Regions from separate parts of the Homo sapiens genome. Here region 1 is linked to region 2. The links are chromatin loops, found by intact Hi-C in ENCODE. Cell type or tissue: Caco-2. All regions are shown on one strand. Each heading gives the region's core, and the rest is flanking DNA. Links, peaks and the distances in the headings are about the cores only.

Region 1 (9,013 bases), core at 734-8,733, 190 kb before region 2:
GCTGCCCAGGATGTGGGCCGCCCGCTAGGGGGCAGCATTCTGCTGAAGAACACCCAGAGATGCTCCACCCTGGAGCATCTGGCCATGACAACTCATACATGGCCCATGACATACCCCCTGGCCATGACTACCTCAGAATTCCCAGATAGAATGGGTTAGGGGCCAGCAACAGTTAACTACTTTCAATGTTTTGGTAATTTCCTTCTAGTTTTTTTTTTACCTTTTTTTTTTTTTTTTTTAAATAAATAGATATGAATTTATTATGTATAAGATTTTGCGTTCTACTTTTGATACATATTTTCCCCCATGTCACAAAAAATTATTTGTGACTTTTTTTTTTTTTTTGAGACAGAATCTCACTCTGCTGCCGAGGCTGGAGTGCAGTGGCATGATCTCGGCTCACTGCAACCTCTGCATCCTGGGTTCAAGCAACTCTTCTGCCTCGGCCTCCTGAGTAGCTGGGACTACAGGTGTGGGCCACCATGCCCGGCTAATTTTTTTATTTTTAGTAGAGACAGGGTTTCACTGTGTTGGCCAGGCTGGTCTTGAACTCCTGACCTCAGGTGATCCACCTGCCTCGGCTTCCCAAAGCGCTTGGATTACAAGGCATGAGCCACCGCACCCGGCCTGTGACATCATTATTAATGACTGCCTACTTTTACATCATACCAATATAACATAATTCTCTGTTGAATGTTTGTGGATTCAATTTGTTTGCTATTGTAAATTATGCTAAAATGAAAATCTTTGTGCATAAATCTTTAAGATTATTTTGTAGTATAGATGTCTTCAGAACTACTAAATCCGTATGTATAAATATTTTTCAAGGTTTTTAAATATATTGTCAGATTGATTTTTAGTAGTTCTAACAATTTTCAGTGCTAGCAGCAATACATAAGGAGTGCTCATCTCTCCTAATATCTCTGGTTGTGACTAGTATCATAGGCAAAAATATATTTTCTAATTTGATAGTGTTAAATTAAGTTTGGCCTAGAGCCTGTCTTTTTTTTTTCTTCTTTTTTTTTTTGAGACGGAGTCTCACTCCATCACCCAGGCTGTAGTATGCAGTGGCGTGATCTCAGCTCACTGCAAACTCCGTCTCCCGAGTTCAAACGATTCTCGCGCTTCAGCCTCCCAAGTAGCCAAGACTACAGGTGCACACCACCATGCCCAGCTAATTTTTGTTTTATGGAATTACAGGTGCGTGCCACCATGCTTGGCTAATTTTTGTATTGTTAGTAGAGACAGGGTTTTGCTATGTTGGCCAGGCTGGTCTCTAACTCCTGACCTCAAGCGATCCGCCCACATTGGCCTTCCAAAGTGCTGGGATTACAGGCATGAGCCACTGTGCCTGGCCCTGGACCCTGTCTTTGTACATTGAGTTTCTATGTAATGATCTGTGACCTAACTTAGTAGGTACTAAAATCTAACTACTATACTTTTTCTAACAGATAGCTGGGTTTCAGCGAGTCACAAGCAGCTGAACTTCAGCCTATCATAGGTTGACAGCTGACCAGACCACGTCCAAATAAAGCAAATGCCTAGCTGTAATTAATCAAGCTATTTTTTTAAGTTACTTCCCTGTTCTAAAGTACTCACTGCCCACATTACAAAGGGAGCTCTCTGAACCTCTTCTGGTTCTGAGTGCTGCCTGATTAATGAATTGTTCTTTGCTAAAATAAGTTCTGTTAAATTTAATTTGTCAAAAGTTTTTCTTTTGACAATAAGTTAAAAAAATGTGTTAGGGGTCTGACTGGGGAGTAACAAGGCAGCTGCCATGCATCTGGGTTTGCTTAGTGAATGCAGTGTTTGTACTCAGCTGGCATGCTTCTATGAGATGGCCTTGGGGCACTGCCACTGTCCCCCACCCAAGTGACATAATGCAAATAAAACATGTTCCATAAAATATAAAGACAATTTAAATATACACTCCATTTATAGAGCAGCTGTGTTCCTGTGAAGCCGTCCTTTCAATGTTCAGTCCTCTTGTTAAGATGTCATATGCATATTGCTAGGTGAGGTAGTGAGGAGGGTGCTGATGCTGCTCCTGCTTTCAGGAGAGGACACAGGATAAGGAGCTCCATGGTGAGAGATGCTCCATTGGAATGTAGACCCCTTTGAGCTGGAGTTTTATTCACTGCTGATTTCCTTGTGGCTAGAAAGATGCCTGGCACACAGTAGGAGCATAACAAATATTTGTTGAATCAGTGAAACTGTAGTGACTCACATTGTAAAGCAATTCATCCTTTTATATTGCAGATTAAATCTCCATTTTCTCTGTTTTGTAAGCTTGATTTCAATGTTGGACTTGAAAAAAGTCTGGGCCCCATTGTCGTGTGAGCCAAGCGGTGTTTGCTTTCAAGGCAAGGACAGAGGAGAGAAAGAGGAGGAAAAAGTTAACTTCTGGGGAATATACTCATCTGCCAATGACAGGATATGATATAGAAACAAGTCTTTTGTCTCCAAAATCTCCATCAGTGCCCACCATCCAGAGCGGGTCAACTGGATTGACCAAAATAAAATCTCGGATGATGAGAAATTTCTCATATGTTAATTGTGGAATCAAAGCTTCATTTGTGGCTCCTGCTCCCACACTGGGCTGCTGCTTTTCAGGATGAGCATTTGGGTTCAAAGTTAGGAAGGAGTGAGGGTGCGCCCATGATGACCTGAGAGCTGACTGGAGGGACTGATGAAGGGGTAGTCCAGCACAGGGCCTGCATGGTCTCTGTTTTCTGAACTCTTGCTGCCTGACTTCCCGAGGCAGTGGGAGAAGATGGGACTGATTTCTGTGCAGCTGGGGCTGAAGGCTGGCTGACGGTCACCGGGCGGGTAGTCAGTGGAGGCTGCTAGAACTGGAGCAGAAGGAACTTTCTCTCAGTGTATTTCTCCAATTTGGCACCAGATGGCAACACCTCCCTTCAAATGAAACCAAAGTCTCCAGATTCAATAACAAAACCGTTACTTATTCTGAGGACATTGAGCAACCCTGCAGGATTTGGGTCTGGATTTGGGGAGGGGGCTTGACCACCTTGATGATCATGGAGCTAAGCTAGTTCTAGATCCTGTCTCCATCCATTCTTTCCATGAGTGATTATTGATTGAGAGCTTCCTATGTGCCCAGTCCTGGGCTGTGTGTTGGGGCGGGGAGGAGAATGGGGTACAGTAGTGAGCAACACCCATGCCTCCCTCCATGGCAACAGCCCCGACAGCTTTTACAGCCTAGTAAAGGAGATAGACATTAAGCAAATAAGTACAAAACAATGGACTCATTTCAATTGTGGGAAGTGTAATAGATGATAAATATGATACTATGAGACCATATCAACAGGAAGAATCTGATCTCATCTGAGCTGTCAGGAAAGGCTGCTCTGTCAATGGATTATCCTATCGACCCCCACCCCACACATACTTTGTTATATCTACCAACACACTCCCATTATATTCCCATTTTACGGCTGCTGGACCAACCCCAAAACATCCCATTATATCCCCAACAGGCAATCCCATCATAGCCTCCACTGCAGGTCTTAATTAAAGACCACATGCCGTCCTTCACACCTCATTCCTGGAACTTTTAACAAATGCCTTTACGATCCTTTCCCAATCTCCTCTGCAATCCCTGTTGCAAATCCCATGGCTCGCCCCATTGGAATATCCCACTGCAAACTCTCACAGAACCCTGGTCTTATTCACCTTTGCATTCCCTGTGCCTCCCACTGTACGTGACAGGTCATATGTTCTTGAAAATACTTGGCAAACCAATGACAGGACCTGTCAATACCCCAGCTCACATACTCTATCTCAGGCCTGTCATGGCTCCTATGGCACAGCCAAGGTCACAGCCCCCACACTGGAAAGGGTCAGGTCTCTGCTGCCCTTTTTCCTGTAGGAAATTCCTGAGAAGAAGATTGTGTACCTCTGGATCCTCCCTTCCCCTCATTGATCTCCATCAGCCTAGATAGGCTCCCAGAAGCTAGGTCCTGCCTGGGCAGTGGCCCGTCCTGAGGTCTGACTTGGTCCATGTCACCCCCATCCCAGAATCAGTGGAACACTCTTTGTGACCTCCTTGGAGTGTACCAGGCTCCTGATTATGGGCCTGCCAATGGGGCCTTTAGTAAGCAGCTTCCCCTCTCTCCTTCTCTGAAGGGCCAGAGAACTCAGAAGAAGACATCCTAGGGCAGGAAGAGACTGCAAGGGCATCATCTAATTCTTTTTTTGTTTGTTTGTTTTTTTAGACAGAGTCTCACTCTGTCACACAGGCTGCAGTGCAGTGATGCAATCTCAGCTCACTGCAACCTCTGTTTCCTGGGTTCAAGAGAATTCTCGAGCCTCAGCCTATCGAGTAGCTGGGATTACAGGTGCCTGCCACCATGCCTGGCTCATTTTTGTATTTTTAGTAGAGACGAGGTTTCACCATGTTGGCCAGGCTAGTCTCAAACTCCTAACCTCAAGCGATCTGCCTGCCTTGGCCTCCCTAAGTGGGAATTCATCTAATTCAACAACCCTCCTCCTTATTCTTCTTCCCCATCTTCTTCCCCTGCCTGCTCCTGTTTATCTGGTCTTTCTTTGGGGCATATAAAAGCACAGCCACCTCACTTAGCAGGCAAGGGCTGAAAGGAAGCACAAAGACCAAGTCTAACTCCTTCATCTAACAAGGGAGGAAACCAAGGCCCAGAGAGTGGAAGTCACTTGCCCACACCCAACAGTGGTCAGGGCAGAGCCAGATCTCCCCACGGTGCTCCATGCAGTGTTCTTTCAGAGGCTGCCCCTTCCACATCCTCTTGTTCATATTAGCCAAGCAATGCTACTTCCATCAGGAAGGCACGTCCAATGCGAACCATTCCAGAGACTGCATTTCAAAGATTGATAGACATGGCTTTCGCATTATCTGCTGTTTCGGATTAGCTATGCCGTGGCTTCATTCTTTGGGGCTGATATTGGGGGTGGGAGGGGTGGAGAGTGGGGGAGGGGAGCCAATTCTGAGTCACTCTCTATGCCCTGGGCTCCAGCCTGCAAGACTGGGCCTGAGAAGGACAGGGTGATCCATCCTATATTTTCAGTCCGTCAGGAGATTTCATTGTTTAAACAAACATTTCAGCGAGGCCATCCAGCTGGGCAGTGATTTATGGCTCTGGCTACAGTTTTTCCCCAACAAAGATAAACAATCCTGCAACTCTTGGGACTCAGGCTGGGACTCATGGTTCTAACAACTTGGAGTCAGCTGGACCACACCAGCCATCGCCTGGTCTGGGGTTTGGTTAGGATCTGTTCACACTGGTCCTGTGGCTGAGCCACAAACCTTGGGGGACCATGTTGTGTTTGGAAGCTAGAAGCATTGCCTCCAGGGCAGAGGAGAGCAGCAGGAAGGAGCAAAATAGCTCAGAGTTGGTGCTTCAGGCCCATCTCCGTCTTTCAGGAGAGCAGCAATGTTCTCCATTTTGTGCGGTAGATATTTGGTGTTTTTGGTTAACAAGCATCTGTTCTTCCTTCTTTTGCTAACATTACATCAATTTCCTTTTGTAGAATTATTCCGGGTTGCACACTGCACCCATGTGCTTACAGAGTCTACTCAACTCTTGGATCTGGGCTCAGGCCTGACCAATCAGAACAGTACATTCCTGTGATCTTAGTAAAGGTTGGATATCTAACCCAATAAAAGCTTGCAAAAGGCGGAAAAACCTTTGCTGGAGCTGCTGGGAGAGAGGGAAATGCTCTTTCTCGCTGGACTGGAATTGGGGATGATGTGGAAGGATGAATGACTGCTAGAGCTGTTGCTGCCATCTGCCTGCATGGGAGAGCATGTCTGACAACAAAACCAATACCAATACACAGGAAGTGAAGCCAAAGGCTGGAGAGAGACCAGCTCCAGGTGACAACATTGGAGCCCCAGAATCCGCCCAAATCTTCTTTTATTTAAGGATTGGGTATTCTTTCACTTGCAACTGAAAGAAGGGTAACCAATATCCACTGTCTGACATAGCAGAAGAAACTGGCTCAGTAGGCATCTCCTGCAGCCTCCAGCCCAGCTGTCTGGATGTGATGGTTTAGTAAAAGAACAGTAACTCCCTCATATTCCCCTCTCCCATTTGATCTGATGGCCTGTGTCTACTATACTTCACCAAAAGGATATGGTGCTGTGACAGATGCAGAGGTAACTGAAACACAGCTCACATTTTTCATGGAGTTCTTGTAAGCAGGGGGGACACACCATAGCCTATTATTTAAGGCAGATTGAGATGCATGTCTTGGGAAAAGAACAAACAAGGTTTTTTTGAAGATGCAAGGAAAGAAGAGCTCATATCTGATTGGTGGGGACCAGTGGATGCTTCATGGAAAAGGGCTATTTGGGATGAGTCTTCAACGATGAGAATTTTAATGGGCAGACATGGGCAGGAGCCTTTGCAGGTAGATGAAATAGTGTGATGAAGGTCAGGGAGGTGGGAAAGATGAAGTGAACATTGAAAAGTAGAGTTGGACTGGAAGACAGGGGACATTTAGGGGAATCACCAGCCTGCAAAGTAAGTTGGTGTCATCTAGGAAGATGCCTCTAATGAGAAGCTTGTTCTTAGTCCAGTAGGTGATGGGGAGTTATTGAACATTCTTGAGCAGGGAAGTGGCCTCATTGGTGCTACTCTTGAGGGGCCTGAGATGGAGGTGGGGAGAGATCCAGTGTGGAAAAACCACTGAGGTGGGATTGGGAGGTAACCTTGACTCATCCACAGGATGGGGAGAAAGCCAGGGAAGGAAAGGCAGGGAGTGAAAACAGGAAGTAGTTCTGGTTTCTCTTCATTCATACCTCAAGAAGTGAGGTTTCTAAAGCACAAAGTTCAAAAGTCACAAAAGGAAAGTTTGATATATTTAATTACATAAGAATTAAAAATTTCTACATGGCAAAGTGCTTTAAATGAAGTGAAAAGACAAGGACAGATTGGGGAAAACATTTGCTACACAAATGACAGAGGATTAATTTCCTAAATACATAAAGAGCTTTTATACTGCAGAAAGAAAAAATAACAGCTAATGGAAAAATGGTCAAAGGATATGAATAGACAGTTCACAGGAAAAAATGCAAATGGTCATTAAACATATGAAAAAAATAATAACTTATATAGAGCTTTATGTTTGTTTATACATTTAATTTTCACAATAACTATATGAAAAATGTTATTCTTCTGATATCTTTTTACTGATAAGGAACCAAAACCATAGAGAAGTTAAGTGCATTGCCCACAGTCACTCAACTAATAAGCAGTTGGGTAGGGATTTGAGCCCAGGGACCAGTTTGTTCTCTCAAGCACTTCCTGTTCACACTCATCTATTCTACAAGACATCCAGGACAGGTGTGGTGACTCGTGCCTGTAATCCCAGCACTTTGGGAGGCAAGGATTGCTTGAGGCCAGTAGTTCAAGACTAGCTTGAGCAACATAGGGAGATCTTGTCTCTACAAAAAATAAAAAAAATTAGCTGGGTGTGGTGGTGCACGCCTGTAGTACCAGCTACTTAGGAAGCTGAAGCTGCAGTGAGCAGTGATTGCGCTGCTGAACTCCAGCATCAGTGACAAAATGAAACTCTGACTCAAACATAAATCCAAAACAAAACAAAAATCCCAAAGAAAGAAAGAAAAGGATTAAAACTACACCAAAACACCATTCTTTATAAAAATCACATTGGCAAAAAGCAAAATGTTTGGTGGAAGGTTGATAAAACTGTTGAGGAAACCAAGACTCACATATTGTTGGTACAAGTGAACTGGAACACCATTTTGTAGGGCAATTTGGCAATATTTATCAAGATTTTATTTTATTTATTCTAAGAGACGGGGTTTTGCTCTGTTGCCCAGGCTGGAGTCCTGTGGTATGATCATATCTCACTGAATCCTCTAACTCCTGGGATGTCTCGCTATGTTGCCCAGGCTGGTCAAGATTTTAAATACAAATTTGCTTTAACCTAGAAATTTCATTTCTAACATTTTTATAACAGACGTACAAAAATATCTATATTTCTAACAGATATATTTATTGTAGCATGTTTGTAATAGCAAAAGACTAGAAACAAGCTAAGTGTCCATCACTAGGGGACCTGATGTATAGATTACAGTTCCTAAAGCTGATAGGAAGAATAAGGCTGATCTGTATGTATGCTATGAGCAACCTCTAAGATATATTGTTAGGTGAAAAAGGCAAGGAGGGAGGCTTGGCGCAGTGGCTCACGCCTGTAATCCCAGCTCTTTGGGAGGCCGAGGTGGGTGAATCATTTGAGGTCAGGAGTTTGAGACCAGTCTGACCAACATGGTGAAACCCCATCTCCACTAAAAATACAAAAATTAACTGGGTATGTTGGCACATGCCTGTAGTCCCAGTTACTTGGGAGGCTGATGTGGGAGAATCGCTTGAACCTGGGAGGTGGAGGTTGCAGTGAGCCGAGATTATACCATTGCACTCCAGTCTGGGCAACAGAGCAAGATTGTCTCAAAAAAAAAAAAAAAAAAAGCAAGGAGGGGAACAGGGTGTGGAGTGTACCCCACCTCAGCCTCTCCATATATGCTGGCAAGGGGACAGTGTCTGCCTCTGGAGAACAGAGTCAGATGCTTAGGTTAGGAGCCAGAGGGAACTACTAGTTTTTTGACTGTATATGCTTTGTTATTGTTGAATTTTTTTAAAACATATTCAAGAATTACCTTTTCAAAAATAAAAATGTATAGTAAGATAGTAAGATAAAACATAGTACTAGTTGGAACAACCACCACAAAGAAATAACATGATTGCCATTATTCATCCAAAGGGCCAGCTTGTTGATCCACTTGTCACGGTGGGAAAGAGCAGTGAGCTGTGTTGGGGGGTTGCTCACAGAGCTGAAGGGCAGGGAGCCAGGGCCTGGGGGCTCAGTGAACTTTACCAGGGAAGAGATATCTTGCCAGGTGCTCATTATGTTAAGATAGGCAACACACAACTTCATTTGTTTCTATTTTTAAAAATTGTTTCATTTATTAGAATTTATCTCCCTCCTCATTAAA
Region 2 (9,013 bases), core at 720-8,719:
CAGAATTCAGAATGGCAACAAAAATGAGTAAAGTGGACTGGGTTTAAGAAAAATCAACAGCCAGAAATGTAATCAAACTTTCATTTTTACTTGACTAGGGCATAAGTACATAATATAATATAAACGTGTGATATTGGGGATTATATATTAAGTTTGAAATTGAAAAATGTAACATTAAAAAAAGAAATATGTAATTATTAATTTTTTTCTTTCATACCTCATTACTTCTTTGCTTTACAACCAGAAATGTGACACTTTTTCTTTTACCCCAACATGTCAATGTTGAGTCTTGCATTTCATGTTGTGATGTGCTGTATAGAATTCAACCTTGAATCTTTTAACTGAGAGCAATCGTTTTATTTAGTTTCATAATGGAAAACAGCTGTTCATGGCTGAGCATTGATAGAATATTTGTATGATGGTTTTTATATTTAGGGTAACCACTCCTGAGATATTTGTAGAATTCTGGCATTCCAATGTTGCAAAATTTAGTTTTAGGGAATGAATTGTGGTTCAAAAAATTCCATTTATATTACAATACTGAGAAAGGTGAGTTCAAAAAATTGCATTTGTGGCACAATATTGAGAAAGATCATTTTCATAAAACTAGCAACTTTTTTGGAATCTCATCCTGTCTTCAGCTCCAGAATTTTTAGAGAGCAGTTGAAGAGACCTCTTTCATTTTGGAAAACTGATTTCAGCATAGGAAAATAAGCCAGATGATTCTTTGCCAAATGAGTTTCCCTAAGATATAATTTCACTAAGAATGAGAAAACTGAATAGCCATTTGCATATTTGTGATAATTCTTAAAGAGATACCCAAAAGGGTTAAATGGCTTGTGATATTTACTGAAAAGGCATATACTTTGATCCAATCTTTGCTGGTGAGCTGGGGTATTTTTGTTGGATGATATGAACAAGTTAATAACTTTTCAGCTGTTCCTCCCCTCCCACCCATGAAAGACCCCGACATTACACACTAACTACCCTTTATTTATTAGAACAGACGAGTGTTATGACTACTGCATATCCACTTTATCAGGCAAAGCACTGAACTCTTTATGCTTTTAGCCATGGGAGTAAGTCCCATTCACTAGGCCCATGATATGTGTTCTATTTTAACTTTTTAGCACAAGGCAATTCCTGGTGAATTATTTAGTTTCCCTAATTGTGCAAAATTGGCCACCTTAGATTTAAGATTCATAACAAGGTCAGTGTTAATGCTGATCATTTCAGGAGCTCTGTTTTGTAGCCAGGCTTACTAATTTTGACCTGTCTGCTTTAAGTTTTTCAAGGCTTCTCAACACACAAAGCTAAGTAATTTCCTGAAATTGTGCCTGTGATGGACACCATGACCAAAAGTTCTCCAATCACATTGAAGTCTCTTTGGAACCATAAATAAATATAGCTGACTGGGTGGTATTATTTTAACTGGGCTCTCATAAGCTTCACTAGGAAATGCCACAAATGATTTAACTTTTTCACACAACCTGTCCTGTAAGTTCTCAGCCATGTCGTCATCTTGTTGAGCAACCAGCGTTTCTGTTTAGTCTTCCATTTGCAAATACTTGTTTTTGTTCAAGGTATGAATTTCTCTATCCTCAGTAGATTCTCTTTTGTAAACTCACCATTAATAAAAGGTTTCAATGCATGAGCAATATTTTCTCCTTCTCCATAACTTCATTTCACAGTTGTGTCATTTGTTTTATTTGCTTTGAAAAATAAAACATGTTAAAACATCAGTACTTTCTTTTAGATCGTTAAGTTTCCCTACCAGCCTCACAGCTTTTTTGTTTGAATTCTTTTGATACTGACACATTTCATTTGCATGTCAAACTTGGAAGAATGATTTTAACTTCTCCAAAAATAAAAAGCTATTTTCCGTTTTTTTTTTTTTTTTTTTTTTTGCAAACATGCAAACACATAGCTCTCGTTGATGCTCTTTTGTGTCTGTCCTTTTGCTTGAGTTATGGATATGTATGTATGAATGTCCATATAAAAGTTACTTTCTTCCCAACTCTGTTATAAGAAAATCATAGTCTAGGACGATGATGAGTGACTACTGACCCTCGGCCTCAGTGATAGGAAGAGAATGGGGAGTAGTGAGGGGTATGGTGGTATGGAAAACTACTCAGCTCCAGAGGACTTATTCCTTGCTGGAATGTGATTTCATTATAGACCTTCTAAATTCTTAAAACTTAAAGAAGGTGTAATATACAAATAGAAAAGTGGATCTATTTTAAGTATATGGCTTGATAAATTTTCCATGAATAGATCATAGATTGAGGAACAGAACAGCATCAGGACCCATAAGGCCCCTCACACTCCTTTCCAATTGAGACCTTTCAGTTTTTTTAAGAAAAAAGTATTTGGATTCATATGTGAACTCTCAATTTCTAACTTTTGTCAAGTAATTGAAAACATTAAAAAAATCCCTTGGGCCAAACAAAACACATCTCTGGCCAGAGTCAGCTCAGAAGACTACAGCCTGAAACCTCTGGTTTCCATGCTTTTCTTACTGTCTGGCAGCTCACACCTCTCTTCTCCTCCATCTAGAGGGGTAGGCAACCATGTTTCTATGTCATGATACCAGCCATGGTTGACCGGGGTCTTTCTCTGGGACTCTGGAAATGGGACACTGGAATTCTCTTTATCCTGGTGATGGTGCCAAAAGTGGCTCCAGGCCTAGAGCAGGCCCTATTCCACCATCCATTGAGGAGCAGAGAAAGCTGATGCCCACAGCGAGAAGGAAGCAGAAGTGCAGAGTGAGAGAGTGGGAGAAACTGCTTGGTTCCCCAATGTTTTTCCAGTTTTTGAGTTCTTGGTTCTAGCCCCTCCTGAGGCCAGTATAGATAAGGGCTGAGGAGCCAATTAGGCTGGTAGGCTTCTTCAAGAATTCCAGAGGAACAGTCAGGTGGGTGGATCAGAGTAAATGATGCTGGTGACAGCCAAGGACTGGCAGCCAAGTGGGCGGGGTCTCCATGTGAGACACTTCTTCACTCAGAGTCACATCCTAGGCCAGTGGGCTGGGATCAGGGGTAGAAGGCCCAGCAGGCAAGTAAAAGATGTATATTCCCTCAGGTGAGCTTGTAACTGAGTTCTAGATTAAGAAATGTTGGAGACTGAATGATTATTTCCAATTCTCCACTCCCTCCCTGCAATAGAATTATATACCCATGCCCTTTGCCATATGGCTTTACATGCACCCTACTAGAGGAGGTAGAGCCTATATTCCCATGCTGTCAGCTGTGGGCTTGGCCAGTTACCTTGCTTTGGCTAATGGAAATATGGATGGACGTGACAACGAGACAGTTCTGAATTGAGGCCTTAAGAGTCATGGGAGGCTTCCACTAGCCCCTTTGTGTGCTGCTTCCATATGTAATGAGAAGAGCCTATCCCAGGTAGCTGCTGGTTCCAGGAGAGAGATATGGAACTGATCTGTACCCAACTCACCACCTGAATCACAGCCCTTCTACCCAACCCACAGATTGTGAGTGAGGAAAATAAATGTTTGTTTTTGTAAGCCACTAAGATTATGGGATGGTTTATTACATAGTATTATCACAGCAATGTCTGACTTATACAGAGAAGAACTGGGTCCTAGGCAAAATTAGGGACAGAAGAGCCTGATTGTATCACAATGGGCCCAGGAGAGGGGAGAGGAGAGCTCAGGCTCAGAGGCAACGTGGTGCAGGAATGTGGGTTCTTAGAGGTCATCCCTGAGGGCACCAGATCCATGTATGATTGGAAAAGGGAAATGAGAGTGGTCTGGGGGAAATACCTGTCACCTCATTGATCATCTGGCTTGAAGGAAAATCAGGAGGAACACAGGAGCCAAGTAGTTGTAACTGAGCTGGTGACATTATTCCAAGCCGTTGTATCTGCTCAAACTTTACATACTCTCCAGCTTGGTTAGCATTGACTCAGGAGCTGTGAGCATCGGTGGATCTAGTTGTGAGGATCCTGGGAGGGTAGCAGCAGGAAAAATAAGGTAAAAGAGGGCACCAGCACCACAGCTCTCAAATGCTCACAAGTGTGAGTGCCTGTGTGTGGTTATCTGACAGCTCTTTTATAAATCTGATGGTTGCTTTCTACCCACCTGCTTGCTGTTTTTGTTGACATCTCAACCTGGAGTGGGTTTGAGGCTGGGAGGCTGAAACATACTCTGACCACATTCACCCACTTTCTGAGAACTTGCAGGCTCAGATGAAGCCTGTGAAACCACAGACCTATATAGGACAACTAGATGAACACGGCACAGTGGGGTGGCCAGTGATATATGTTGCCACAGCAGAGGATCCTGGGCAGTCGTAGCACAGACAGGGTGTTTCTGATTTTCCTTCTTGAAATTCCTCTTCCCAGGGGCTTCCAAGCTCAGGAAGCTCTTGTCATCTCCTAATCGAGGCAGATGAAGATGGGAGTTCTGTAGGGAGGCGTTTCCACTTAATCAAGGCCAGTCATACCCAAGCTCTAGGATTAGACAGATCTGCAGATCTGCGCAGTTACTTGGGCAGCCTGTTTTCTGTCTCTGCTACCTTGTTATCTGGCTCTTCTCTGAATTCCTGTAGCTTTTCCAGGACTTAAACAATGAGATTAACAGCTATCATTTTTTGAATGCCTACCATATGCTAGGCTCTCTAGTGGATCTTTTACAAGTATTATTGATAATAACAGCAAAGATAACTAATATTTACTAAGCATTTGCTAGGTGCCAGGCACTATGCCAAGCCCTATACTTGTATTAACTCACCGAGAATCCTCACAACGAGGCAACATGGGTGTCATTATTTTTATACACAAATAATAAACGGTGGAGCTCACTCCACCATTTGGATCTAGATCGGTCTGACTCCAGAGCTTTTGTTTTTTCACTGGTGATGCTCTCTTGCTTGATCTTGCTCTCTAGCCATGCCAGGACACTGTGCAGTTGGGCACGATAGGCTGGGGCAGATGCAGAGGGCTGGGATATGGAGTTAGATCAGGAGGATGAATGCAGGATGGTAGAAGTCCAGTGAGTCGTTCATGAAGGAGACAGGGATAAGGTTCAACAAGAAGTATGGTGAGGCCCTAAAAGGCAAGAGGAGCAGAGGTACAGACAACCCAGAAGCCATCAGATGTCCTGGCAGGCAGTCCAGGGGCAGGACAGCAGATCCTGGAGGAGACAGAGCTGGCCACAGCACAACTCATAGTTCTGGCTCTGCCCTTTACTAACTTTTGGGCAAATGACTTACCTGCCCTGAATTTCAGTTTCTTCATTTGTAAAATGGGCATAAAGAAACCTCCTTCATAGGGTTGAAATAGCTGAATGAGATAGCAAACATAAAGCACCAGTGACAGTGCCTAGTCCTGAGGATGTGCTCCACACATAGACTGCTACGTTTCTAAGACAGGCTCAGGCACAGAGACAGGGAGAACCCAGGCTATCATAACTGAGAGTCAAATAAAGTGCCCCAGGAGCAGCATTCTAACTAACCTGCTGACTGGGATTAGTATTGGTTTTAGAGACTGGAATGGGGTTAAGTGACCTCATTTCCATATAGAGGGTGGCTGAACTGAGTGGACAAGCAGGTACTGGTTTTTTCATAGATGGGTGTTGAAATCCCAGCCCCACACAGCTGACAGGCTCTTGTTCAGGACTTTGGACTTCCAGTCTGATGTCCTTTCGATGATACTGTGCTGGTGGTAAATAAACACTTGACATAAAATATGTTCAGGCATGTCAATGGCACATGCATTGTAATGGTTTTGAAACATGTCTGCAAATTCCTTGATGTTCCTCCCACTGAGAGGTGGCATTGAATTCCTCTCCCCTTGAACATGGACCAGCCTCAGTGACTTGCTTCAAAGGAAGAGAATGTGGCGAAAGTGATGCTGTGTGTCTGCTACGGCTGTTTAGAGAAGCTTCTGCCTGGCTCTGTCTCCCGGGATGCTTGCCTTTGAAACCAGTTGTTATGTTAGGAGAAAGCTCAGGCTACATAGAGAGTCCACATGAAATTTTGGACCAGCAGCCCCACCTAAGGTCCCAGCTAACAGCCAGCATCAATTGTCAGATCATCCTTGAAGTTGTCCCAGCTGATACCAAGTGGAGCAGGGATGAGCTGTTCTCAACAAGCCCTGCCTAAATTGCTGATTCATGAGCAAAATAAAAGTTGTTGTTTTCAGCCAATAAGTTGTGGATGGTTTATTTTGTAGCAATAAGTAAATGGATCATGAACTTGCATAGTAGAGCACAGAGGAGAAGCAGCAGGATCCAGTTCTAAGAGCTTGTGTTCCAGAGTCACGCAGTTGATTATGCATTTTCAGCTCTGCTATATGCTTGCTGGGAAAGTTATATACCCTCTCGAGACTGTTTTGTCCTCTGTAAAATGGTAAGATGGTAAGATTGATTGTATGGGTGTTGTATTAGTTTGCTAAGGCTGCCATAACAAGATACTATGGACTGGATGGCTTAAACAACAGAAATTAATTTTCTCATAGTTCTGGAGGCCGGAAGTCCAGTATCAAGGTACCGGTAGGTTTGGTTTCTTCCGAGGCCCCTCTCCTTGGCTTGCGGATGGCTGCCTTCTCGCTATGTCCTTGCCTCCCAGCATGTGCCTAACAATGTTCACATTTCCTCTTCTGTAAGGTCACCAATCCTATTGGATTAGGGCCCACCCTAATTATGATTCACTTTAACTTAATTACCTGTTTTAAGGATGTGTCTCCAAACACAGTCATTCAGAGGTACTGGGGGTTAGGACTTCAACGTACGAGTCTTGTTGAGTGGTGGGGAGTGGGTAGATACAATTCAGCCCATGACAATCGTTACCAGGATTAAATGAGGTAAAACAAACATAAAGAACAGGTTACTCGTGGACACATTGGAAGTGTTTAATAAATAATGGCCATTATTATTACATATGTGATGTCAACCTGATTAATTATACCTGATACATGCAAAAAAGGGGAACACCACTATGTATGCCCCAGGGGAAGCTGTGTATTCCTCTCACTTGGATGATAAGAGAAGACAAGCTCTCTACTAAGCACACTATGTCCCTCCACCTCCTAACCTGGGCCCCTGGCTTAGTGATGGTGGCAAGAGAGGGGTTGAGGAGTCCCCTCTGGAGGAAGGAAGCAGCATTATTTCTTGACCCTCAGAGACAGCTGCTTCCTTTGGGGACCCTTGGAAGGGGCTCCTTGTTTAAGCCTGGAAGATCCCAGGGTGATATCAGGTAAGGAAAGACCTGGGACAGTGTACAAACCCGAAGTCACTCTGTCTGCAATTGCCTGGGTGCTCCAGAACTGACCCTTGGAGTCATCCCCACTGGAGGCAATTTGGAGAAGGTATTTTCGAGAGAAAGTCCCCACGCAGAAAACCTTTCTGCCAAGTCCTTTGTTTTCCTAATGTTGCCGCAGTGTCTGGAGCTGAATTTTAAAAATGGCATTTTCCTGGAAAGGATTTTTTGGTCTTTTTTGGAAATGTCTCATGTAAAACAAGATCACCAGTGGGCCATTGAGTCTGGTCTCCCCGGGATGAGCTTGGGAAATGGCAAGTGGGGGAGGGCGAGTCTGGGTGGGAAAAAGAACAAAAAACAGAGTTGGAGGGAAAGCGGGACGTGACAAAGGGGTCAGCATTCATGTGTTAGGAATAGGCTCAGAGCTCAGGATTCATTCCAGTGGGTAAGGCATCGTGCCGGGGAGGGAGGAAGGGGAAGGGGCCCTTGACAGCAGGGCTGTGGGAATGTCCTCTGAAAGCCTCCATTCACCACAGAAATGGACCTATCCCTGGGCCTGCCACCTCCTTCACTCCCTTGTGTGACATGGGTAAGAAGGCAAGAATGATACAACAGGGGCCGTGTCTCTTCCATCAGACTGGATTTCCTTCCTGAAGGGAGGAACTATAGGTGGCATTCATTCTACGGCTCTAAGAGGGTTGCCTTGTATCTTCCCATCAGACTGGAGGGTCCCCAAGTACAGGGACCCTGTCCCTCCTTGACCTAAGGAATCAGTAGAGCTGAGAACCTCCTTCCCTTCCTTCTCTCTGTCTCCGTGAACTCACTGTGTAGGAGGAGCTTGGTTTGTGACCTGCCTGACCCAGTGACCTACTCAAAGTGGCATCTCCACCCTTGGAAGCACAGGTAAGACATGCTGACTGAAAGTCATTGCCATGAGCAGCTCGTCGCCACCTCTCTCCTGGCCCAGGGCCAGGGCCATTTCTGTGGCCAAGTGGAATTTCTGTGGCAGGAAGACTCTTGGAAGCTCTTTGCAGAGTTGGCTTTCATCCTCCAGGCTTCTCTGTTGCTCTTCTGTCCATTCCTCAGCCTGCCTGTGCCTCTCAGGCCTGGCCTCATGTCTCCCGGGTTTGTGGTGACCCTGGGCCTCAGACTGGAATGAGGACAAATAGCAGAGGAATGGGTAGATAAGAATCACTGAATCTCTGAATTAGAAGCCACTCTAGAGGTGGTTTTCTCCATTTTCTTGTCTGGAAAGTAAATTCATACAGTGGACACTTAAGAACACCTGTTCTGTGCCAGTCTCTGCTTCAGACACCAGGTACATAGTGGTGGACAAAGCAGTCATGGTTCCTGCCCTCATGGGGCTAAGTGTCTGATATCTGAATATTTGGACAATAGTCTCATTAAGTAGCCATACAGATTGTACTTAGAAAACCATGTTTTTGGAGTTCTCCCTCCCTCCCAAGGCAGCCAATTTCAATTTGGACAGCTCTGAAAGTTATAGAAGTCCCTCCATAGATGTAGTCAAAGTCCTTCCACTTCATAACTTCCACTCACTTGTCTCAGCCTACTTTCACATCTACCCAGGACAATAAGCCTGTTCCCTTCCGCCTGGAAATCCCTCACCATGGTGGCAAATCTGTTAGTTTTTCTTTTGTTTTATTTTTGGCTATGTTATTAGGTATATTCATGTTTAGGGTTGTTTTATTTTTCTGGAGAATTCTTTTTATCATTTTGTAATTGTTTTCTTTATTTTTTCTGACTTTAATATTGTTTCACTGCTTGGCTTCAAAGTT

The links. Hi-C counts contacts between places; a loop is a spot of excess contacts. Peaks named below come from ENCODE experiments on the same cell type or tissue, not always from the same donor. Only the 100,000 strongest peaks of a DNase experiment are listed, where the experiment ranks them.
Region 1: a loop joins it to region 2, with 5 times the contacts of the local background. A loop is called at or near these places in 1 of 110 quality-filtered maps.

Annotation. Positions count from the first base shown.
Region 1 is chr2:42,080,531-42,089,543 of GRCh38, reverse strand. LOC105374531 (a long non-coding RNA gene) reads left to right here. Exons shown (of 2, transcript XR_940001.1): 2 at 5,524-6,070. Among named protein-coding and RNA genes, the nearest start is that of PKDCC, 37 kb to the right of the region's middle. RefSeq lists an enhancer at 2,935-2,994. In Caco-2, for the core only: a CTCF peak has its summit at 2,919 (motif pointing right); DNase peaks (open chromatin) are centred at 2,862 and 5,063.
Region 2 is chr2:41,891,883-41,900,895 of GRCh38, reverse strand. It overlaps LINC01913 (long intergenic non-protein coding RNA 1913), which reads right to left. Exons shown (of 3, transcript NR_033996.1): 3 at 6,850-8,367. Among named protein-coding and RNA genes, the nearest start is that of LINC01913, 19 kb to the right of the region's middle. RefSeq lists a silencer at 4,123-4,172 and an enhancer at 4,303-4,352. In Caco-2, for the core only: no CTCF peak of the experiment used is centred there; a DNase peak (open chromatin) is centred at 5,605.